Linked DNA regions of Mus musculus: all the other regions are linked to region 2. A link is a loop called in an ENCODE intact Hi-C map of the cell type or tissue named here. Cell type or tissue: left cerebral cortex. All regions are shown on one strand.

Region 1 (8,000 bases), 92 kb after region 2:
TTGGCAGACCCATGCCTAGGCATCCCTTCCTCCTGAGGGACCAGCCACACGACGTTATAGTATATCAGAGGCAGAGAAAGGCAGAGAGGAGAGAGGAGACATAGAGGCCAGCCATGACCATGTGGAGAAAGGGGAGAAGGGAATGGGGAGAGAGTGAGCAAGTGGGAAGCAAGAGTAAGAGAGACAAGAGAAGCAAGGGAGTAAGAGGGAGAAGAGGGAGGAGGGGCCAGGCAGCCCCTTTTATAGTGGGCCAGGTCTACCTGGCAGTTGCCCGGTAACGGTGGGGGTGGAGTCCAGACAGAATACCAATAATAGACAAACACTCCAATGGCTTTCCATGTATGGGCCAGATCCAAGTAGAACACAGCCTGGTAGGAACGAATCCCGAAGGATCAGGCGGGACACTTAGGTTTGATACCTAAAACACACACAGCAGGAGAGAACCAACTCCCAGGCTGACAGCCTCAGCCTGTTACAGGCATAAGCCACCACGCTTGGCTGAAGCATTTCTCTTAAAAAGCGTCTTTAATTTTCAGAAATTCAACACAATTCATGTTTTAAAGTAAGAGCTAACCTAAATGGATGAAAAAAAAAATTGGGTCTAAGCATGTAACTCAAAGAAGCCAGAGGGGTCATATTTCTGTTTGAGGCTAGCCTAGTCTAAGCCTAGTCTACATAGGCCTTATATTAGGAGTAGAGGGAGGAAGGAAGGAAACCGGGGCTGTGGAGATGGCTCAGTGGATTAAAACACTTGCTATTCAAGGCTGACAACCCGAGTTCAATTCTTAGAGCTCACAATGGAAGGGAGAGCTACTTCTACAAGTTGGCCTCAGAAAAGGAGGAAGAGGAGAAAGAAATAGGGAAGCAGGCATGGAGTGCAGGCCTGTAATCCTAACTGCCTGGGAGGTAGAAAACAGAAGGACCAGGCATGGAGGTGCAGGCTGATTCTGACTGCCTGGGAGGTAGAGACTGGAGGACCAGGAGCTGGAAGCTACCTGCAGCAGCTAAGGAGTAAGCTTGAGACTAGCCTGAGCTGCATGAAACCCTGACTCAGAAAACCCGAGGTTAGAGGGATGGCCCAGCAGTTAAGAGCACTGGCTGCTGTTCTTCCAGAGGACCTAGGTTTGAAACCACCTGTAACTCCAGTTCCAGGGGACCCAGTGCCCTCTTCTAACCTCTGTGGGCACCAGGCACACTCATAGTGTGCATACATACATACATACATGCAGGCCAAATACATCCATACCTATAAAATACAACAATCAAGTTATAATATAAATATTAAAATTCTGTATTTATTAATTAATGCTGGAAATGAATACAATGGCAATTATTCCTTATCCAATTTTCCCCAAATAACCATAGAGACTTTTAATATTTCAAAGCTTTAGGCCTTAGCTGGGCAGACTCTCAACTAGCTCATCTAAGTTAACCCAGCCACCTAGCCCTATCCAGCCATGTGGCTACTTTCTAGTACCAAAATCATATTTGTCTCCCCTCGTGCCTCCTTCTTTCTTTCCAGAGTTCCTTTCTCCCTCCCAGGAAGTCCCACCTTCCACTTCATGCCCAGCTAATCGGCCATCTGATTTTTTATTAAAGCCAATCAAAGAATGCCTTGGGTAGGTAAGAACAGAGACACAATTTTGTACAGCACACCCCAATAATAATTTATAAAAACAAGAAAGGAAAAATAGGCTCCATGGAACAGGTCTGAGAGGTTGTGTTTATTAAACCAAGCCTTTACACTATACACCCACCTACAGTCCGTAAACAAATACAGTACATATGGAAGTAGGAGGCCAGCCAGTCAGAAGTGGCAGAGAAACAATTCTGTTTAGACACTGCGATCTCACCACAGCACCCTTCTTAGGCCAGCTATGAAAACACCAGAAGGCAGGCTCTGCCCCAGGGGTGGGTTTCCAAAGATTTGTCCAAAACTGCGGTGGAGAGGAGAGTAGCAAGGCAAGAGCTTAGTTTTACATTCACAGGTGAAGTTTCTAATCTAGGTGTCTCTGAGCCTATCGCCAAGAAACACCAATCAGCAGGTGGTTACAAGGTTACAAAAACAGGTAACGCATACAGCAATGCCTCTGGCCTTCAGAGCACAAACAAGAAATTTACCTGTTTCCCTCCTGGGTGGGTTATAAGCACATCAGCTGACTTCAGGGGGATGTCAGTCAGTAAGTAAGGTCATTCATTAGGGAAGGAAGAAGCGGAAGTACAAGGCCAGAGAGAGGGTGAATGTACACGAGGATGCAAAACACGTCAACAACTCTGCATTGTGCTACTTTGTAGACACCACGGTAGCTCTCAGCCCTTTGGATATCTTAAAAAGTAACTCTTTGTTACATATGTACAGAGTTTCGTTTTTTAAAAGACTTAGGAGGCAAGAAAAAATTGATTGACATCATTAAGAAAACTGAAATATTCAGCCTGCTGTGCGTTTTAGGTGTGGGACTTTATAATGCTCCAAAAAGTCTTCTTGGACAGTTTTTAAAATTCTCATAAAAATTTATTTTACAATCATTTTCAGTTATAGAAGGGATGTAGAGTAGGGTGGGGGCAACCAAACCCAGGAGGAGGGAGGGGAAGTGGAAACTCTCATAGGCTAAAGCACAGGACAATGACCTCCGTGTGCTCTTTCCACCCCCGTGGGACGCCTGGTTTTTAAATAAAGATAAAATCATTTGTGTTCTAATTCTAGCATCCAAAGCACTCACTCCATATAGTGTGCGTTTCACTGAGGTCGACATCCCCTTGTCTGTGCCTGACCCTGCATCCTGAAAGCTTTCTCAGGGGTTAGGCCAGAACTGCAAAGCCCAGGCCACTCAGGAGACAGAGGCAAGAAGGTGACAAATTCAAGGCCAGCCCAGGCTACATAGAACTCTCACAGGAAGTTAGTCATCCTGAATTCCTGTGGAGAGTGAGGGTCACCTCACTCTATAGGAGTATTCTCTAGAAATTTTAATTAATATTCTAGTTAAGAAAAACAAGACTCTCATAGTCTAATGTGTTTGGGACGTATTAGCTTTATGGGTTCCTAGCATCCAGGATCCCTCCCCACTCTAGGAAAGTGTGAAAAGTCAGGCAGCTGGGATGGCCAAACTTACTTGGCCATTCCAGGGTCCACCTGGCTTAGCCAGGAGACTCCAGGACACTTGTCTCTTATAGAGCATTGTTCAGCAAAGGCTGTAAATTCTCTAGTGCAGTGGCTCTCTGCTGTAGTGAGCATCCGAAATGCATAGAAGGCATGTGGAAACACTGGATTCCTGGAGGAACACCAGGTATCTGGGGCTTGGCAGTGGGATCCTGCTGAGTGAAATGCCCCTGCTGACTGGGGACACCACGTGGGTGGTGACTTTCCCACTCTTTGCCACACAAATCTCCAAGGCAAGTAGCCCTCCTGGCCCTCAGGAAAGGCACATCATTCCTACAAACAGCAGGTCAGAGAGGCCCAGGGACATCCTCGCAGGTCCCATCCTGGAGGGATGGAGGAATGTCCCCATGTCCCCAGGTGACCAGGTACAGCTATGGCTTCTTACATGAGAAGTGACAGTGGCCCCCTTGAGGGTTCCTTCCACAAGCCTGAAGAGACACAGCTGCAAAAAAAAAGTCCACCTAGCAATGAGCATAATGAAGTGTCCCCAGCCACTGCAAGGATGTTCCTCCTCTGCCTTGCTGGGTCTGTATGAAAGCCCATTCTAGCAGCAAATGAAGAGGAAAGAGGCAAGGAATGTGGTCTCTGTATCAAGAAGACACCTGTCTGTGGAGTATCTAATTAAAACACCTGATTGTTTAGCCGTCAATCCACAACCCAGGAGTTCATGCTGCTGGCTCTGAGATGCTGTTTAAAAGTGTGGTGGTCTTCAAACACACATATATGCAGACGTTTTTAATGCTGGATAGCTGTTTCAGAGGGAAAAAAACCCAGTTCCTCCCTTCCCTTGCATATAAATGAGTCACAGCCATAACATTTAGCTGAGTTAGTTCTAACTTCACAAGCTGCCCTGGAGGGGAAATTTAAAATGTGATCAATAGACACCTGATTTGGGTTCAGAGAAACACTCACAGAATGAGAAAGGTGCACACTTGTATATATACACACACACACATACACACACACAAACACTCTCACACACATTCACTCATGTGCGTGTGTGTCTGTAGTTGTTACCCGACACATCTTAGCCAGTGGAGGAGTGCTTCTCCTGGCACAGAGACAAAGCTGTAACAATTTGGATGTATTCGAAGTACAGTTCAGCAGGATCCCACTGCCAAGCCCCGGATTCCTCCAGTGGGCACAGCAGAGCTGTTCCTGATGGCTGCCTGACTCCTTCAGATGTGCTCTGGGTGGCTCTGCAGGCAGGACAGCATCTGCGTGACAGGCCTGCCTTCATAGCAGATCTGATACACTGCAGTGAAGAGGGGAAACCTAGAGGGGTAGGAAGGACATGTTAGGTTGTGCTCTGTGCCTCTTGGAGTGTGTGAGAGTGTGTGTGTGTGTGTGTGTGTGTGTGTGTGTGTGTTGTAACAGGCCCACAGACAGTAGCACAACCAGTGCCATGACTGAAGTATCATTCAGGCCTTATAACCCAGGATGTATACAGCCTAACCTGCTAAAACAAGAACAAAGACCCAATCCTTCAAAGTCTGGTTTCTGTGCTTAAGATCGGTCATACTGCGAGAGGCTCAGGGCTGCACTGGGGTGCACTTCCTATGCTAGCTTCTAATTCTGGCAGTGGACTCCTGATCCTCCCAGCTAAGTGCTAAGATGAGTGCTAAGGTGTCAGACAAGTGCTGCCATGCACAGGTCACCCTCCTTGCCTTTTAAAAATACATGGTCTTACTATATAGCTAAGGCTGACTTTGAACTCTTTTTGTAGACTAACCTAGCTTCAAACTTGTAGCAGTCCACCTGACAGAGTTTCCCCAATGCTGGAATTTCAGGCATGAACCACCACACCCAGCTCATACTTACATCTCTTCATAAAAACCAAAAGTACCCGGGTGTGGTGGCACACACTTTACATTCTAACAGTTGGGAGGCAGAAGCAGTCAGATTTCTGTGAGTTCAAGGCCACCCTCGTCTATATAGTGCCTGCCAGGCCAACCAGGGTTATGTTGTGAGGCCCTTTTTTAAAAGCAAACCAACCACAAAGGTAGAACAAACCAGAACCTAGCAGGTGTATCTACAGCACCTTCCATGCTATGAATATAGCCCAACACAAGAAATTATAAGTTGATTTAAGACATTGAGGCTTTTTTTTTTTTTTTTGCATTTTTTTTGTTGTTACTGAGCTGCAAGGTTCAAGGGTAAACCTTGTAGACAAGGTCATGTCACAACATGAAAAAGTTGGGCATGCTCGACTAAAATTCCATATTCTGTAGCATGCTTAATCTATGGAATCACTCTTTTTAACGAATTAAAATCAGTTGTCTGTAATAAATAGATATTTCCCACCAGAGATGTTCATATCACATAGAAATCTAAACAGTTCCTTCCTGTCATATCCCAAGTACCCTGGCCTCATCCCCTCATCCGCCCGCTGCGACTGTCCAAGGACCAGCAGCCCAGGCAACGGGGACTCACTTGTCCAGCAGCCCCTTCTGCCTGAGGATGCGGTACACCTCCGCAGAGGTCTGAGGTCCCTGCAGCTTCTGCCCGTTCAGCAGCTCCTTCTCCAGCTCTTCGATGGTCTGAGAAGCAAAGGACACAGAAAGCCTCCGCGTGAGAGTTGTTCCTTCTGAGAGAGGTGAGGAGAGCGGAGATGTCCCGTCTCCAGCCAAAGAAAAGGATAAGGAAAACATGAAACTGTGAGTGACATTTACAGGCAAACAGGACTGGAAAGTGTCACGTTAAATGGAGTCACCAGGGCTCAGAAAGACAAAGAGTGCATGATCTCTCATGTGAGGCTCTTACCTCCTGTGTGTGTGCGCGCTCGTGCAGGTGTGTGTGCCTGTGTGCGTGTGTGCGTGTGTGTATGTGTGTTTGTGTGTGTGTGTCCATGCCCATGTGTATGCATGCATGGAGAGGTCAGGGGTTGATGTCACGTATCTTCTTAGACAGCTTCCTTCCTGAACCCAAAGCTCACCAACTCAGCTGGGCTCGCTGACCAGGAATCCTCCAGGTCGCTGACAGGGGCATCCTCCAGTCTCTGCCTCCCCAGCACGGACACTACAGGTTCATATGGCTGCACCCAGCTCTTTATGGAGTGCTGGTGACCTAATCCAACACGGTGGTCCTTGAGTTGGGTGGCTGGGCCTCCTAGTGCCCCGTTTTCATATCTGTGTATTTATGCTAGAGTGGTGTGGAAAGAGGCCAATGACCAGAGACCTGAAAGGGGCCCTGAGAAGGAGCAAAAGAGGGAGAAGGCCTGTGATACGAAGACGGAAGGTGGAGTTCCAGCAGTAGAAGGGAGCAATCAGATGGGGTGGGGAGAGGGAAGCTGGGGGGTGGAGGAGGGTGCGAGGATTAACCTAAATTATGAAAAGGCTATTGCAAGCCTGTTACTTTGTATGCTAACTTATGAAAAGAAAGAAAAAGATGAGAGCATTTAAGGGCTAGGACACTCAGGTGAGCACAGCCAGGGCAAACAGAACAGGGGAGGGGTGTCAATATTATAGGAAATCTCTTTGGGGACAGGCCTCATTTCTCCCAGTCTGGGGTCTGAGTATCAAGTCGAGAGGGTTGGGGTTCAGGGTACCTTCCCAGTCCTGGCGAAGGCCTCTGCCACCCTGCGGTTCCGCCCTCCGTAGCAGGTGGTGATGAGGTCAGCCACCCCGCAGCTCTCCAAGAAGGTGGCCGTGGACACCTGGCCCTTACAGAAGATCTTGGCGAAAGCGATCATTTCCATGAGGCCCAGGCGTATGACGGCCGCCTTGGTGTTGTCCCCACAGCGGAGGCCGTCGCAGAAGCCAGCTCCCACAGCAACAATGTTCTGTGGAGACCAAAAAGCAGAGCTGGCACTGAGCACACGAAGCCCTGAATGGGCCAGGATTGGGAGCAACGTGGGAGGTGGGCACAAGTGTACAGAGCATCAGCCTGAGTGAGAGCCAGGCCAGCTGACAGCAGCCCCTGGGTGCATTCTCTCTGGACAAACTAGTTTTACCTTTTCAGGGTTTTTTCTTTCTTCCTTCCTTCCTTCCTTCCTAAATCAAAACTGAGTGCTAGGCTGGGCTTGGTGTCCCATGTCTTTAATTCCAGAATTAGGGGGGCAGAGACAGATGGATAGTTGCAACTCCAAGGCCAGCTTGGTCTACACAGTAAGTTCCGCTTCTGTCAGAGCTACATACCCTACCCCAAACAAGTACCAGTACCACCCTATGCCACCCCTACTCCACCCTACAGGCACCACTAGCCCACCATACTTGCTTTGCAAACAAACAGAAAGATCTGAGTCTGAACTTCAGAACTCATGTTACTTTAAAAGCCCCCAAGCTGAGATTCACCCCGGTGCAAAGTGACGGGAAGGTGGGTAAATGGAATACTACAGTAGCTAGATCACTATGAGCCTCTGGTTGGTGTCTGTCATGAGCACATGTGGGCAGTTTTCTTGGGCATGACCCAGGATCTGGCCTGCAGGGTCACTAGGTAAGCATACATGCAATTAGTCTCAGCCATTTGTGTCACTGAAATATCTCCACATGAATATCCATGGGACACCTGCTCTGTGAATTGTATTGCGACCACTCTCCTAGGCACCAGCAAAAAAGATACAGTACTCCTTTTCCATAGATAAGCTGAGATAGAGGATACCAACCTGTGTTTGTCAGTCACGTTCTATGGGACCCAGTCCATACCATCTACCGATGGCAGACGACAGACTAAATGACTCAGAGTCTTTGTGGGCCACAGGCACTTTCTATCTAGTCCTTGTGAGCTTGCCAGTTATAACAGGGACAATAAAATGTGTACAAATGACAGTTCCCTTCTCTCTGGAGGTCCAACAGGCCATGTGATTCTTCTGGGGGTTACCTTGCTACCTCTTGATGATGCTACC
Region 2 (8,000 bases):
CAGCCAGGGCTACACAGAGAAACCCTGTCTCGAAAAAAACAAAAATAAAAAACGATTTATTTATTTTATGTATATGAGTACATTACAGCTGTCTTCAGACACACCAGAAGAGGCTGTCAGATCCCATCACAGATGTTTGTGAGCCACTGTGTGCTTGCTGGGAATTGAACTCAGGACCTCTGGAAGAGCAGTCAGTGTTGTTAACCGCTGAGCCATCTCTCCAACTCTTTAGTAGTCTTTATGATCTCTCTGTGCTGTGTGATCTGAAGAATGGACTGTGTGGTAGATGGGTTTTTGTGTTTGAATGACTGAACTGATTGTGTATATAGCAAGTAAAAATAAAAGAATAAATATTGATACATAGATGGATGGACAGACAGGAAGGTAACATCACCAAATCAGGGGCTTACGAATATCCATCAGAAATGGACTGACCAAACACCTTTAAGACAGCCAGCTGGGGGCTGGAGAGATGGCTCAGCATTCCCATGTTGGCTCACAACCATCAATAACTCTGACACTTCTTTCTGACCTCGAGGACCCATGCACATACATGGTGCGTGGACATATACTAGATACAAACACATTAAGATAAAAATACTTTTTAAAAAGTCAACTGGGGTACCTGTTAGAAGCCTGGGCAGAGCAGAGGGTCTCTCCGGGGAGGGTTCAGGTAATAGAACAAAGAGCAGCAGAGAGCTGATGCCATCAATTCAGAGGCTTACAATATCCAGCAGAAACCCGCTGGGAGAGTTGAGGCTTGGGCTGGAGTTCTGGACTGAGCCTCCTCTCTGTAGCTGACCTTCCCTGGCTGACCTGAACAGCTTCTATTTCCTATCCTAGAATCAGGCACTTTGATGTCATGGGATAAACATAGTAACTTTGGTTGCAAATGGCTCCCCTTTCTCCCGTTCCCAAGTGTGTAATGATTTTACTCCCAGGCTGCTTTGCTGTTCTTCTTTCCCTGTTACAGAGTCGGGAGAAGGGCAACTCCAGACCTCGGCGGACACTTTAAAGACAAACATGCTTGAGTCTAAAACTGGGTGGTGGGGCAACAGCACTTCCCTGGGCCAGCTTTTCAGTAATTTCAAACAACACACGACAATGAACCAATACAATATAATAACAATATTTCATATTAACAGAACCATGCAATGTGTGACACGCATTAATACTGGCTCATCTGTGTGCACACCAAATGCAGAGGCCAGTTGGGGGTCTTCCTCCACCACTCTCCAACCTCTTCCTTTGAGTCAAGGTCTCTCTCTGAATCTAACCATTTAGCTTGGTTGCTGGAGAGCAAGCTTCCAGAATCTACCCCCACCTCTACCCCTTTTCCTGTCTCATAGGGTAGAGGCTTTTCTGGTGCGCCCTCCCCTATGAGCCCTACTAGGAATTGGCTCTCCAGGTTAATTTTTACTGGTCATAACCCTCCTGTGCTTTTTATGCTAAGCGTCCCGGTGTCCGCTGACAACCAACCAAGAGCTGTTTTGACAGCTCCGACAGGCCCCTTCACAGCAGCACTAGATGGCAAAAGAAGCTAATTCATTGCTTGCTTTTTTTTCTTCCCCTTTAAAACCTCATTAGCCTTTTAAATAGAACATGGAACTGGGAAGCTAGAGATAAAATCATTAGCTACAAATTCACGGGACTAAGTCACCTGACTCTCAGCTAACAGACTCGGGCTTTAGGGTTAGCAAGATGGAGGAGGTGGGGACATTTCAAAGTTCAAGGGGGAAAGCAGAGCGCCATCCTCTGAGGAAGTGGGAGGAACGAGGAGAAGGTTGGCTGAGTAGTGGGAGGTTGTCGGGCTTAGGGGCAGGTGGCTTTTCCTGCTGAGCCATCTCACCACGCTGGTAGGGAGACCCTTGCTAAGAACATGGAAAGCTTTCTCATTTCCTTCCAACTGCTTCGGAGCATTCCTGATCAGCCATTGTCTCTCTCCTGGTTTCTGTCAGTGATCCATCTTATCTCCAGCTACTGCAAACAGCCCTGCCAAACACCACCATGCCTGGCTATGTCCCCTCGTAAGTGACAAGTATTTTATGTTCCTGGTTGATGTGAGCAGTTACCTCGAAACTTAAAGTCTGGAGGAGATAGTTCCTCTGGTAAAGTGCTTATCATGCAAGACTGATGAACTCAGTTCGAATCCCCCAAGCTTGTGTCAAAGGTGGGAGGTCAAGGTCGTGTGGGAGGTCAAGACCAGGGTCTTCCGAAGCTCACAGGCCAGCTGGGTTGGTACACCGAGTGATGAGCATGACCTTGTAATGGATACAGACAGGCAAGGACTGACTTGAGGTTGTCCCCAGCACCCACAAGTGTCATGGAGTACACGTATGCACATGCACATGCATGCACGCACGATTTATTTTGGATTACCCGACACCACACATGACTGCTTTTATTTCTTTTAGACAGAATCTCACTATGTAGCCTCAGACTCTCAGCGATCCTCTTGCCTCGGCCTTCTGAGAAAGCATCCCGTTAAGTCTTCTCTGCTCCCATTCGGGTCTGGTTCCTGCAAGCCTATGACCACCTTCCAAGTTCTGAGAAAGCAGCTGTCACCTGTCTTTTGCAATTTCCCAGAGGATATCAGGTTATGTCAAGGAAAGCTGAGGTGCTTAAAATAGATCTCATTCTCACATGAACACATTTTAAAAAGTGAGACCTATGTGATGTGTGCATGTGTGCCAGCCCCCATGGTCGTGCATGACGTAGTATTCCACGCTTGTCTCACTTGCTAATGACGACCGTGAGCTCTGATTCTCTCCCCCTCCCTTCCTGGTGCTAGGATTACAGATGTGCACCTCCACATCTGGCTTGTACAAGGCTGGGTAATCGAATCTAGGACTTCACGCACGCGAAGCAAGCATTCTACCAGTGGGGCTATATCCTCGGTCCCATAAAAGCCACTGTTAACTTGCAGGCTGTATAAAAACATACATGTGGGCTTGTCTGCTATGCTCTCCATAGTGAGCCCGAGTAGCCTATGGACCAGTCCTGACTTAGCATGTGTACTCTCCAGCCTGGTTCTTCTGACTCATCACAGCATCTGACACCTGGTGGTACGGTTTGAGGCTCAGTCATTTACATTGCTCTGTGCCTGTTCATTGAATGCTGCTACTGTTAGCTTATCGGCTTGCTCATAGATAAGCCCCACTGTTTACATTTCTTTATCATAATCTTGATTGTTAAGAGTCAACAAGGTCTGGCTGGGTCTGGTAGTGCTGGCCTGCAACCCCGGTTACTCAGGAGGTTGAAATGGGGGAATCACACGTTTGGGGCTTATCTGGGCCGCAAAGTAAATTCAAGGTCAGCTTGAGTGAGTTAATGAGAAAGATTCTGTCTCAAATTAGAAAGTAAAACAAAGTGGCTGGAGAGATGGCTCAGTAGTTAAGAGCACTGGCTGCTCTTCTAGAGGACCCGGATTAGATTCCTAGCATCCACCCTGAGGTCCATAACCGTCTGTAACTCCATTTCAGGGGCTCCGATGCCCTCCTCTGACTTCTGAGAGCATCAGGCATGCATGTGGTGCACATACAGACACGTACACAAGCAAAACGTACAGATTTTTAAAAAGGGGGTAAACAGGAAAACAGTTGGTAGGACGCTTGCCTAGCATGCATGGAGCCCTGGCTCAATTCCCCAGCACATCCACAATGAGACGTAACCCAAAACGGAAGCCCAAAGACCCTTCCTTCAGGATTCACTTTCTGTCAGGATATTTTATCATAGCCAGATGTTTCATGGGGCAAAGCCACAGGACCCAGCTGATCACTTTGCCTCAGTCCCGCAATGTCTACCAGGTCTGACTTCTTTTGGGGGTCAGAAAGAGGACCAACATTTTCTTTTCTGAGTCTCATGTATCTCTAGCTGGTCTGAATCTCAATGTGTAGCCAAAGATGATCTTTAAATTTAGATCCTCCTGCCTCCACTTCCAAGGTGCTGGGATTGAATTACAGGGACACCCCCTACACACACACCTCTGCCCTGCTGGGGATCTAACCCACAGCTTTGTGTATACTACACAATCACTCTACCAAATGAGCTATAACCCAGTCCCCAAAATAACTTTTTAAGACGTAATTAATTAATTAATTAATTATATAGTGTTTTGCCTGCATGTGTACCTGCAGGCCAGAAGAGGGCACCAAATCTCACTATAGATGGTTATGAACCACCATGTGGTTGCTGGGAATTGAACTCAGGACCTCTGGAAGAACAGCTGGCACGCTTAACCTCTGAGCCATCTCTCCAACCCCTCCAAATTCTTTATTTGAAAGAATGGTTCAGTAGTTAAAAGTGGGTGTTGCTTAAGTAGAGGATCTGAGTTTGGTTCCCAGCACCTACTTTGGACTGTTTACAATGTCTCTAACATCAGTTTCAAGAGAGCCAACATTTTCTTTTGTTTGTTTGTTTTTTGTTTTTCGAGACAGGGTTTCTCTGTATAGCCCTGGCTGTCCTGGAACTCACTCTGTAGACCAGGTATGCACCAGCACACCCGGCTGAGATCCAACATCTCTCTCCCCTGGGTACCACATCCACATGGCACACAGCATGCATGCAGCCACTCACACATACATATACAATAAAAATCTTTAAAACAAAACAAAATATTGAGGTGCACACCTTTAGCAGTCAGATCTGTATGTGTTTCAGGCCGGCCAAAGCTACATAGTGAAACACTGTTTCAGAAAGATAGATATAGATATAGATGATACACAAACACACACACACACACACACACACACACAGATATAGAGAGCCAAAATAAAAACCTGTGCTACACAAAGCTACCCTTCAAAGACAGCTTTGAAGGAAATATTTAATATACTTGAAATAAACATATTTGCCGTTAAGGGATCTCCCCCTCCTCCTCTTCCTCCAGCAGTCACAGGGGACTTAGATGGTCAACATTTATCCTCCTGGGGATGGTAGTTTTTATCCACTAGCCCAAAACCAACGTATTGATTCTTTGCTTTGTGGGGAAGATTAAACACGTGAGTCACTTCAGTTTTCATGTGTGAGCACAACGATTTTCTTTTCCTCATAAGCTTCCTGGAAGCTTGTTATTTACCAAGTTTCAATGTGTCTCCCTGAGTCAATGGTATGAGCTGCTAACTTTTCTCTGCTGTGTAGAGACTTTATCTAGCGTGCCGCTGTAGCAGAGTCCCCTGGTCTGCACTGTTATCGGCAGCAGGAAAGCTAACATGTAACTAAGTCAGAGGAATCCTTCCTCCTCATCCCATGTGTGCCTCTGGGCAAACACCAAGCGCCGTAATAACCCCCGCAGCCCTTCAGCAATTGTTTCTGGCTACTGACTCCAGACAAATATTTGCCTTGGAGGATTTGTATAGAAAGAGAGAGGCACGGCTTCCTTTGGTCCTATAGCGAGTCGAATCATCTAGCAACCACGAGTACTCCTCACCCGTTCCTTGCAAACGAGGAAAGAAGCGGCAGTGAGGGTCTACAGAGATCTGACCTGACACATTGTTTCCTTTATGCTTCTTCTTTCCCCAGCCCTCCTCCACCGAGAGAGCAACAGGAAGCCTAGTAGATCATCAGGGGATGATGGGTCCTTGGGGGGGTGGGGGGAAGCTGTAAAGAAAAGTCACTCATGGGAGCGGTGGAAATATCTTAGTAAGAGGAGCGGTTGCCTCTCAAAAGGCCCGACTTTGATCCTCGGCACCTACGTAAGCATTCGGATGTGGTGAGGTTCGATTGAAAAGGCGAGGTGTATGGCTCCAGGGGAACAACACTTGATGAAGTTGTCCTCCAGTCTCCACATGCACTCATATGCATGCACACGCATTCACGCACGCACACACACGCATGCATGCATGCACGGACGGACGCATGCACGCACGTCATTCATAGGATCATGTAGAACCCCATGGACTTTATTAAGTCCTTGTCATAAGACCCTATGTGACCGAGTTTGCAATACTAATTTGGGATAATCTATTATCATATGCCATGTAATGTGAATCCCACCAGACACACAGTGTAGCACATGCTATAGTTTTGCTAAGCCGAATAACAGAAGCCTCAACACAGCCTCTCTAAAAACATCTTGACTTATTTCTCTATCAGGTAAAGTCTTTTGCCTGAAGTGATCCAGATATTCAAGACACAGGACACTGGAGTTGATTCAGCCTCAGACAAAAGGCTGAGAAGAAAAGTGTGAAGGGCGATCTGGGCCTCACTGTGGGTGTCCGGGATGTTAGCTCCTTCAGTCCCTTCACAGAGCACCCTGGTTCTTGGGAGATGTACCCAAAGCTGCTTAGGGAGGAAGGACTAGGTGCCTGCAACTCTCTGTTATTAAACAAAAAAGGAAGCAAGGCTCAGTGAGATGACTCAGTGGGCAAAAGTGCTTGTGGCTAAGTCAGGTGACCTGAGTTTGACCCTTGGGATTTACATGGTAGGCGAGAACTGACTTCATCACTTTGTCCGCCAACTTCCAAAGCCATGCCTAGGCTACACATGCACACACACACACACACACACACACTCACACGCACAAATAAGTGTAAAAAAAAATCTATGGAAATTTAAAATAACCCACATTTTCACAGAAAGGGATAGAGAGTACATTAACTGAGGAGCACGCCTTCAGGAGGCAGAGGAAGGTAGCCAGGCCAGACCAACCAGGCAGCCTGGGGCACATAGGGAGTCTCTGTCTCCAACAAAACAATTACATAAAGGACTTTGTATTGTTTTTTTCCATTTTCTCAAGGGTTGTTTAGGTTTCCAATTTCGAAAACATTGGCGACCTGGGAGCGTAGCTCAGTGGCAGAAGACTTACCTCACAGGTGCACTGCAAAGCCAAAACTCAGCCAACCAAAACTGAAGGTGAGGGAGAACAAACAACTATATACACATTCGATGCTGCGGCAATCTAACCAAACCAGGAGGTTCCGAAATGTACCACCTCGCGGGAACAAAGAATAAGCCCCAGATAAATGATGTTTCTTGTCTCAAATCTGAGGCTAAGTCCTTGGCTATGTTGTATTTAGACACAGAAACACAACTGAGACATGTGTCAGGTCAGGCCCACCAGACATACATCAACTCTGATGCCACACTACACTGATACTGAAGCCTGGCTGCACTGGATGTACTGGCTAGTTTTGTGTCAACTTGACACAGCTGGGGTTATCACAGAGAAAGGAGCTTCAGTTGAGGAAATGCCTCCATGAGATCCAGCTGTAAGACATTTTCTGAATTAGTGATCAAGGGAGAAAGGCCCCTTGTGGGTGGGACCATTTCTGAGCTGGTTGTCTTGATTCTATAAGAGAGCAGGCTGAGCGAGCCAGGGGAAGCAAGCCAGTAAAGAACATCCCTCCATGGCCTCTGCATCAGCTCCTGCTTCCTGACCTGCTTAAGTTCCAGTCCTGACATCCTTTGGTGATCAACAGCAATGTGGAAGTGTAAGCTGAATAAACCCTTTCCTCCCCAACTTGCTTCTTGGTCATGATGATTGTGCAGGAATAGAAACCCTGACTAAGACACTGGGGATCTCAAAATGTTTATGCACACACTAAACGAGCCCTAAGCACACATTGAAGAAAAGCTTGCAAATTTTTAGCACTAATGCTCTCAAGAGAATATTGAAAAATCTCACTAGGAGAGGTCTCCACTCCCCAGGAAGCCATGACTACCAGCCATGCCAAGCCAGAGGGCAGGAGGGTCTTTGAGTTCGGGGCTATCCTGGTCTACATAGTGCTGGGATTAAAGCATGAGCCACTCTGCTGATCTGAGGCCCAGGTTAACCTCAGCTCTTAAGTTTCTTGCCACAACTTCCCAAGCGCCTACACTTGGCTAGGACACCTTTAATTTAATTAACAGAAGTTGAATGGAGGGAATACCAGGTTCACTAAAAGAAAAAGGAATTTTGTTTTGTTTTGTGACAGTTTCTCTGTGTAACCCTGGCTGCCCTAGAACTATTTCTGTAGACTAGGCTGGCCTTGAACTCAGAAATCCACCTGCCTCTGCCTCCC
Region 3 (8,000 bases), 45 kb after region 2:
AAGACAAATGCTGCATCCTCTCAATGTGGGAGCTAAACAGTGGGTCTCGTGCAAGGTGAGAAAGTAACAGTTGCTACCAAAGTCGCTGCCGGAGAAGTAGATGGGGGCGAGTATGTGTGTGTGTGTGTGTGTGTGTGTGTGTGTGTGTGTATAGAAGATGGCTGTCTGGTACAGCTGTCTGTCTGTCTGTGAGGACCAATGCCTGTCGCTCTGAAGCATGGAACTGTCATAGACAACTGTTAACTGAATATTCAAGGAGTTAGGAGAGAGGATTTTTTATTTGGATTTTTCCCATCAAAGAAGTAACAACAGTCAAGGGGATATAAGCTGGTCACCTTGCCCTGATCACTGCACATCATATTTATGTATTGAAGTGTCACACTGTAATGCATAACCATTTATAATTACTATGTGTTGGTTAAAAATAAAAATATAGTTTTAAATATTTCCTGAGGTTATAGATATAGCTTAAGGCCCAGCATCCCAGCACTACAAAAACAAAACAAAACAAAAAGAAAAACAACCCACCAACAACAACAATTTAAAAAAAAAACACAAAAAACCAAACAGATAAATAAACTATTAAAATCTCATTAAGGTCTTGGTCACAAGAAGAAGCTGGATTCCTCAAAGTTTGTTCATTTTTTGGTTTTTGTTTTGTTTTGTTAAAGAAAAAACAAAACAAAACAGAATGTCATCGTGTAGTCCTGACTAACCTAGAACTCCTTATGTAGACCAGACTGGTCTTGACCTCATAAAGATCCGCCTGCCTCCCCTAAAGTCCTTATCTGCATTAAGAGCCTTAAAATGTACTTACCTAAGGTGTGGCATTTACTACTAGAATACACAGTTTGGAAAAGAAGACACAGTTTCTTCCCTGAAGGAGCATGTCATCAAGATGGGATGCAGCAGGGATGAGTGGTACCTCATTAGTCTGTGAATGGGCCAGAGAGGGTGGTACCCACGAGGCTACAAATGGGCCAGGGAACAGCTTTGCCCAGGAGGAGGGTAGCAAGATCAGCCTGGGCTTGGGCACAGTTTCTTCCGGGAGCAAATATTTACATTGCTTTCAAGGGTTGTTCAGATTCAACTGAGCAAAGAGAGACGGGCTAGGTGAGGAAATTATATTAGAGACAGAGCCGGGCAGACAGGAAGCTCTAGACTGGTGTTTCTGCTGATACAGCTAGAGGGAAATGCCTCCCGTGTGGAAGTCAGAGAGCCCTTCCTCCCTGCTCCTCCTCTTCAATACACATCCTGTGGGTGGACATTCTACTGGTAGACATGGAGGAGGGACATGGGGGAGGGGACTTGGGATGAGACTCCGTGCACTGGCTAGTTTTGTGTCAACCTGACACAAGCTGGAGTTATCACAGAGAAAGGAGCTTCAGGTGAGGAAGTGCCTCCATGAGATCCAGCTGCAAGGCATTTTCTCAATTAGTGATCAAGGGGGGAGGTCCCTTGTGGGTAGGACCATCTCTGGGCTGGTTGTCTTGGTTCTATAAGAGAGCAGGCTGAGCAAGCCAGTAAAGAACATCCCTCCATGGCCTCTGCATCAGCTCCTGCTTCCTGACCTGCTTGAGTTCCAGTGCTGACTTCCTTTGGTGAATAACGGCAGTGTGGAAAATGTAAGCTGAATAAACCCTTTCCTCCCTAACTGCTTCTTGGTCATGATGTTTGTGCAGGAATAGAAACCCTGACTAAGATACTCAGTGAGAGAGCACTGGCCTATCGTGTGGAAGGCCTAGGTTCAATTCCTAGGCCCGGGCATGATGTCATATACCTATAATGCCGTCATTTAGGAGGGAGCAGAGGCAGGAGGACAGAAAGGACATCTTAGGCTATGCACAAAGACTCTGCATGCTCCATATATTAGCCACAGGTTATAATCTTTTTAGGGGGTAAAATGCTTTAAGTCTCAGTCTCTCTCTCTCAAAAGATTTATTTTACACTGTAGCTGTCTTCAGACACACCAGAAGGGGGCATCAGACCCCATCACAGATGGTCGTGAGCTACCATGTGGTTGCTGGGAATTGAACTCAGGACCTCTGGGAGAGCAGTTGGCTGTGCCATCTCTCCAGCCCTTAAGTCTCTCTTCTGCACACTTGCTACTTTTGTTCAGCAGCTAGCGGAAACCCTGCTACACAAGCTAGCGGAAAATTTAAACAAGATATACACATACATGATATATACATGTCCAATAAGTGGAGGGAAGGTACTGGCTAGTGTCTTCCCCCTGGCTTTGAATGCCTTCATGCCAGCTTAGCAGGGAATAATGGAGGTATATTGAGGGAAGGTCAAGTTTAATCAAAGAGTCAGGTCAGATACAAGCAGATGGTGGCCCATGGGCGAACCGTGTCTGCCAATGAGGTCCAAGTGAGAAAGACCCTGGTTTCTAGATACAGGCCAAAGCTCCATAGAGCAGGGCGGGGTGTTGGAGAGGATGCAGCCGGAAGTTCCCCAGAATGCAGCCGGACGGTTCCAGTTCGCAGAACTGAAGGTGTAGGAAGCACCACAGACCCGAACAGGATGGTCGTAGAGTACAGCCGAGGTTCCACAGAACGAAACCATAAGGTCTGTTGCATAAAGCTGGAAGCCGCAGCTGCTTAAAACACCGTGCGTTTGTTGCCAGGGCCTACCTTGCTGAGTGCCAGTGGACCAGTCCTGAAAGCCCTGTTGGTGGCACTGCCAAGTCTAAGTTCTGCCAGCAGGAAGGACTTGGAACAGAGCGCAGCTGGCGGTCCTGATGCCAACACCTTTCGCTCATTAGTGTTCATTAGGCGCCCACGTTTGAATTCCTGTCTGAGGAGCTGGGTGAGCAGAAGGACCTGCCCTCGGAATGCTGGCCACACCCAAGGAAGGGTCGAGATGTGGCTACAGTGCAACCGGAAACACACCAAACGTTGGACCGGAGAATCAGAGGCAGCAATTATATTTGTCGAGCGCCTCACCTGAAGGCTCTAGCCAAAGGAACTTTCAAAACAAGCAATTTCCAGAGTGGCTTTTTGCTTACCAAGGACTTCTGCTTTGGGAAGAATTTAGTCGAGAGCTCTGCACCCTGGGCACCAACAAATATTTAGATGTTTGTTTATAGACAATGAACTGTTTGCAAAGAGGTGGTGAACTCCCGGAATTTAGAGGTGGCTGGGGTCCTTATTCAGCAAGAAACAAACAAACACCAAGGGTGTACGAAAGTACATTTATGCATTCCTGAATACGTTTCTGGCATGAAGCAGGTAAACTGCGTTATAACACTGTTCTACAGTTCCTATTGCCTGAAAAAGCCAAAAGTCCTCCCTCCCTCCTCTTCCCCTTTGTGTGTGTGTGTGCGCGCGCGCGTGTGTGTGTGAGAGAGAGAGAGAGAGAGAGAGAGAGAGAGAGAGAGAGAGAGAGAGAAGTGCAGGGACAGGGTTGGGTGTTACTCCTTGGATGCTTTCTGCCTTCTGGTTGAGACAGGGTCTCAGCTTGGCTGAGATGGTTAAGCTAAGCTGGTCAGCTAGCCTCTGAACTTCCAAGGATCCAGCTGTCCCATCTTGGGAGGTCAGCTACATGCTACCACATCTGGCTTTTTTTAAACCTGGGCCTGACCATCAGAACACGGGGCTTCATACCTGCCTGGCATGTACTTTACTGACGGAGCCATCTCCCCAGCCTTCTAAAAACCTCCTTTTGCTTAAAAGCAGCCAACTGTTCCTTCAGTCCCTGGTCTCCATATGGCTGCTTTGGGAGGTAGGGAGAGGTCCGGATCTGACTGGTAAGGCCCTGCCCTGAACTGAAATGATAGCACTAGGCTAATTACCGGGTGACAAGCAGCTTGAGTTCACCGTCCCTTTCTTTGACCTGGAGTATGTGTAACCAGAGGAACCAGTTAGGTTCCCCAGCACAGGCAGGGGGCGGACACAGAGCAGGGTACCCCGCTGATGGTAGCTAGGCACATGGTTATACTAATGTCTCCTCTCTGGGGAAAAGGTGGGACTGGCAGAGAAGAGATGAGGCAGGCTGTGCCACTGTGATTGGCAGGTGGTAATCGTTCAGCAAGACGTGGGGAGAAGCCAGGATGCAGAACAGCAGTGCCTTCTGCCAAGCCACGGGACTGTGGCGTCTCTGAATGCTTTGCCGTATAGTTATTGAGGCAGAGCTTCACACGTGACAGTTTGTATTTACCTCCATCTGTAGAAATGGTTCACTCCATAAGGCAAGGATCATGGGTACATTGTATCTTTTGGGTTACCTTATTTCCTGAGCGCAGCAAAGACCTCCTTTTCTCCTGGTCCCTCCTTCTTCAAGAATAGATTCTGTTTTGTTGTTGTTGTTATTGTTTTGTTTTGTGTTTTTTAAGTCAGGATGTTGCATAGCCCAGACAGCTTCCAGTTCACTATGCTGTAGAGGATGGCCTCAAATTTCTGATCCTCTGCCTGTTTCCTGAGTGCTGAGACAGGGTAGGTGGGAAAGGAAACATTGTATCTAACCCTCAGAGAAATTCTGTCAGGTGGGTGTGGTCAACCCGTATCTGCAGTGAGGCATCTGAGGCTCAGAGTGGTTCGGTCATTCGCCTAAGGTTGCGTCACTGCCTAGGTGGATGGGCTGGATCTGTGGCGCTTTTCCTGAGGTCTCTTTTTCACAGTTCTGCAGCGATGCCTCCTGTAGAGGGTGATTCATTCCTGAGAGGCATTTCTACAACATCTGTGTCATGATTCACAGCCCTTTGATTAGTTGCTCTCCCGAGCAATCGGGCCAGCTTGGTACTCCTCGTTCCGTCTCATAGACAAGAAAAGAAGTCATTATGCTCCCGTGCTCCCAAAGGCAGCACACTGCTCCACCAAGAGGTTGTAGAAGCTCAAGGCTGCCCATGCCTCTGCAAAAGGACCCAGCCTGCAGCCTTCTTCATACTTGGAAAACAACAACAAAACCTGAGCCTTTTCTTTACATGAATTTTACGAGATAATGGGGGAGGCTGTGTGTTCCTGGGGGCACAGAATTCTTTGTGTGTGCTGGCTTTTAGAGGCCCCCCACACACTCCCGCCGTCTGCTTGACTCAGAACTCCTTATGTAGCTGGTGATGACCTTAAAGTCCTAACCCTCCTCTCTCTACCTCACAAGTGCCGGGATCACAGCGTGTACCCTAATACCTGCTCTGTGTGGGGGCGGGGAGCAAACCCAGGGCCTCTAAGTGAGCGAGTCTCTAGACCCTGGGTTGGCTTTTTAAAGGTATGTAGACATTCCAGCTTGCAGGTGACAGTCAAGTGAGGGCCCCAGCCTGTAAGTAGGCCCTCATCTAGAGACAAACACCAAGTTCTTTTCAGCTGGCCACGCATAACCTCAGGGGGGAAGATTGGAGCACCCCAGTCCTCTCTTCTCAGAGGAGTCCAGCTTTCTCTCTGGTCTGTGGGAGACTTGGTAGTCATCAGTATTTTACTCCCTGTTTTCCTGGGTTGACAAAGACAGCTAGACTGAGCTAGAACTTGCACCTTAGGCCTCATTTTCCTGAGAGAGTGCCCAGTGGTTCTACATTGGTCCCCTGCCTGTCCCTCACCTACCAGCAATGGCTGGTGCTCTGTGAACTGGGAGAGAGAGAGAACAACGAGGACAGATGTCTTAGGACTGCTGTCCTCAACCCTAGCTGCAGGTGAGCTTCAGGGCTCCCCGAGTCCAAGCCACTGCCCACACATTCGTTCTTTTAAAGCTTCATTTAGTTTATCTTGGTGTGATGACTTGTGTCTTTAATCCCAGCACTCAGGAGGAAAAGGCAGGCAGATCTCTGTGAGGTCAAGGCTAGCCTGGTCTACATAATGATTTCTGTTGCAGCCAGGACACACACACACACACACACACACACACACAGACTTCCAGATATCTCTAGTGAGATCAAAGTTTTTTTTCATTATTTCTTATATGTGTGTGTTTTGCCTGCACGTGTTTGTGTGTGTGTGTGTGCGTTCCAGTGCACTTGTGTGTTTGGCTGTGCATGTACGCGTGTGTACATGTGGAAGCCAGAGAACAACTTTGGATGGTGTTCCTTATGCGCCATTTACCTTGTTTCTCTCAACGGCCTAGAGCTCCCCAAGTAGTCTGGGCTGTCTGCCCAGTGAGCGCCACGGAACCCCCTGGCACAGGGACTACAGGCTCTGGACACCATGTCTAGGAGTCAGGCTTAGTTCCTCCCTCATGCTTGCAAGGCAAACACTTTACCAACTGAGCTATCCATGAAGGTTTTTTTCTTTTCTTTTTTTAATCATTGATCGGGACAGAGGTGACACACACCTTAAATTCCAGCACAACTTTGTGGAATGGCTTCTCTATTTCCACCTTTTATGGGTTCCAGGGGTCAAACTTGGGCCATTAGGCTTGTATAGCAACCCCCTTTCCCCCTTTGTGCCATCCCTCCAGCCCCCAAGAGACTTTTCTCCACTATGCAGGTAGCTCCCACTGTCAGAGTTGAGCTTAACTGGTGTGGAGTGTGGTTGGGAGACTGGGCCATTGAGGCACTCCCAGGGTGTGATAGAAGAATGTGGTAGAAGCATTTGAACGCCTTGGCATGAAGGGCTCTTTCTCTGTCATTCCCAGCTCCCTCTATTTCCCACCTCCCAGCCCTTTCTCTTCAACCAGGAGAGTCAGTACTGAAAATCCCAATTCTGTGTAGCTAGTGAATTCCGAGAAAGCAATTACACAATTGGACAGTTTGATTTAAGTTTAAGGAAGGTAAATAGCTCCAGGCGAAAAATCACAACCTGAAGAATCTTCTAGAATCTTTACAGGAATGACTATGCTTCTTTCTGTACCCCACCGGAGCCCTGCTCCTGGAGATGGGGATGCACTTTCTCTCTTCCCAACCCCCTTTCCAAGCAGATGGAAGAGAAAATGACCAGGGTTTGTGATTCTGGCCTTGGTGCCCATTTGTTGTTGACTTGATGTCTCAGCCCACAGAGATTTTCAACTTACTTTAATTCTCGGCTTCTGGGCTGCTTAGTTATGCTTTGCCCCACCTCGTGAGTGACTAAAGCTGCAGGCACCCTCCAGCTGTGTAGCCATGCAGAGACTGGGCTACAGTTGAAGGCCACAGTAGGACAGTCATCCTTTTGGGACAGACGGCCCTTGCTGAGGAGGTGTTTCAAAATCAGCTTTCTAAGAAGAGGCTCACAGCTCTGTCCCCTGTGTCTGTCTTCACTGGGGACCTGGCTTTCCAGTCACCTCCCCAACTCCCTCCCTTTCCTTTACTAGGGAAAGAATCCCATCTCCTAACTCTGGCCTGTGGCAGATGGGCCTGGGGAGTCGTGTTTGAGAGGAGCATTGAGAGGAGAAAGACCTGAGCCAGGACTTGCCCTCTCCTCCCCTGAACAGCAGCTCTCACCCACAGCTTCCTCCGCCCCTGCTGAGCTATGGTCTAGGTTGAGGGAAGAGTGCACGTGTGGACAGATGGTTTGGCACACACTGAGGGCGCACCTCCACCCCGGAAGGCCTCGATGGGAGGATGAGTTTGAACCCATCTCTTGCTTCACATCTGGGCCCAGATGCGGTCAAGGCAGTAAGCACAGTCTCACCTCCCTTTGCCACCTGGGTGATAGGAATGGAGACCCATCTCCGTGTTAATGACATATGCTTTTGCCAAAGGAAAAGTTTCAGGCTGAATAGATAGATACATTTTCCTGTGTTGGTGTCTTGACGCTTGTGGGTCTGTCGCCTCCTAGATCACCCTTCCTCCCCTGTCTTTGCAAAACTTACTCGTGCTGCCAGACCCCATTGAAGCCTCAGTTCTCTGTGAGGCTTACCTACTAAAAGTTAGTCTTGGGCTGGGTCTGTAGGACCTGAGGTCAGATCTCTGTCACCCATGAGAACCCAGTGATATCCTGGGCATCTGCAACCTTAGTGCTGTAGACACTGGAGACAGGAGGACCCGGGAGAAATGCCAGGGTCTGGGTTCAGTGAGAGACCTGTCTCAGTGAGACTGATGGAAAAGGATTCCTGAGACCTCTGGCCTCCATACATGCATATACATGTGCACATAA

What was found. Hi-C counts contacts between places; a loop is a spot of excess contacts. Peaks named below come from ENCODE experiments on the same cell type or tissue, not always from the same donor. Only the 100,000 strongest peaks of a DNase experiment are listed, where the experiment ranks them.
Region 1: it touches region 2 in a loop (2.0-fold over the local background); 16 of 42 quality-filtered maps call a loop at or near these places.
Region 3: a loop joins it to region 2, with 2.2 times the contacts of the local background. A loop is called at or near these places in 6 of 42 quality-filtered maps.

The regions. Positions count from the first base shown.
Region 1 is chr9:114,898,071-114,906,070 of GRCm38, forward strand. It overlaps Gpd1l (glycerol-3-phosphate dehydrogenase 1-like), which reads right to left. Exons shown (of 8, transcript NM_175380.5): 6 at 6,705-6,938; 7 at 5,591-5,697; 8 at 1,269-4,432. The coding sequence ends at 4,336. Among named protein-coding and RNA genes, the nearest start is that of Gpd1l, 32 kb to the right of the region's middle. In left cerebral cortex, no CTCF peak of the experiment used is centred here; a DNase peak (open chromatin) is centred at 4,213.
Region 2 is chr9:114,805,802-114,813,801 of GRCm38, forward strand. The region is part of intron 1 of Cmtm8 (CKLF-like MARVEL transmembrane domain containing 8); the gene reads right to left. Among named protein-coding and RNA genes, the nearest start is that of Cmtm7, 28 kb to the left of the region's middle. In left cerebral cortex, a CTCF peak has its summit at 4,145 (motif pointing right); no DNase peak of the experiment used is centred here.
Region 3 is chr9:114,850,841-114,858,840 of GRCm38, forward strand. It overlaps Gm30448 (a long non-coding RNA gene), which reads right to left and starts at 2,823. Exons shown (of 3, transcript XR_379920.3): 1 at 2,637-2,823. In left cerebral cortex, CTCF peaks have their summits at 1,974 (motif pointing right) and 4,819; DNase peaks (open chromatin) are centred at 4,003 and 4,706.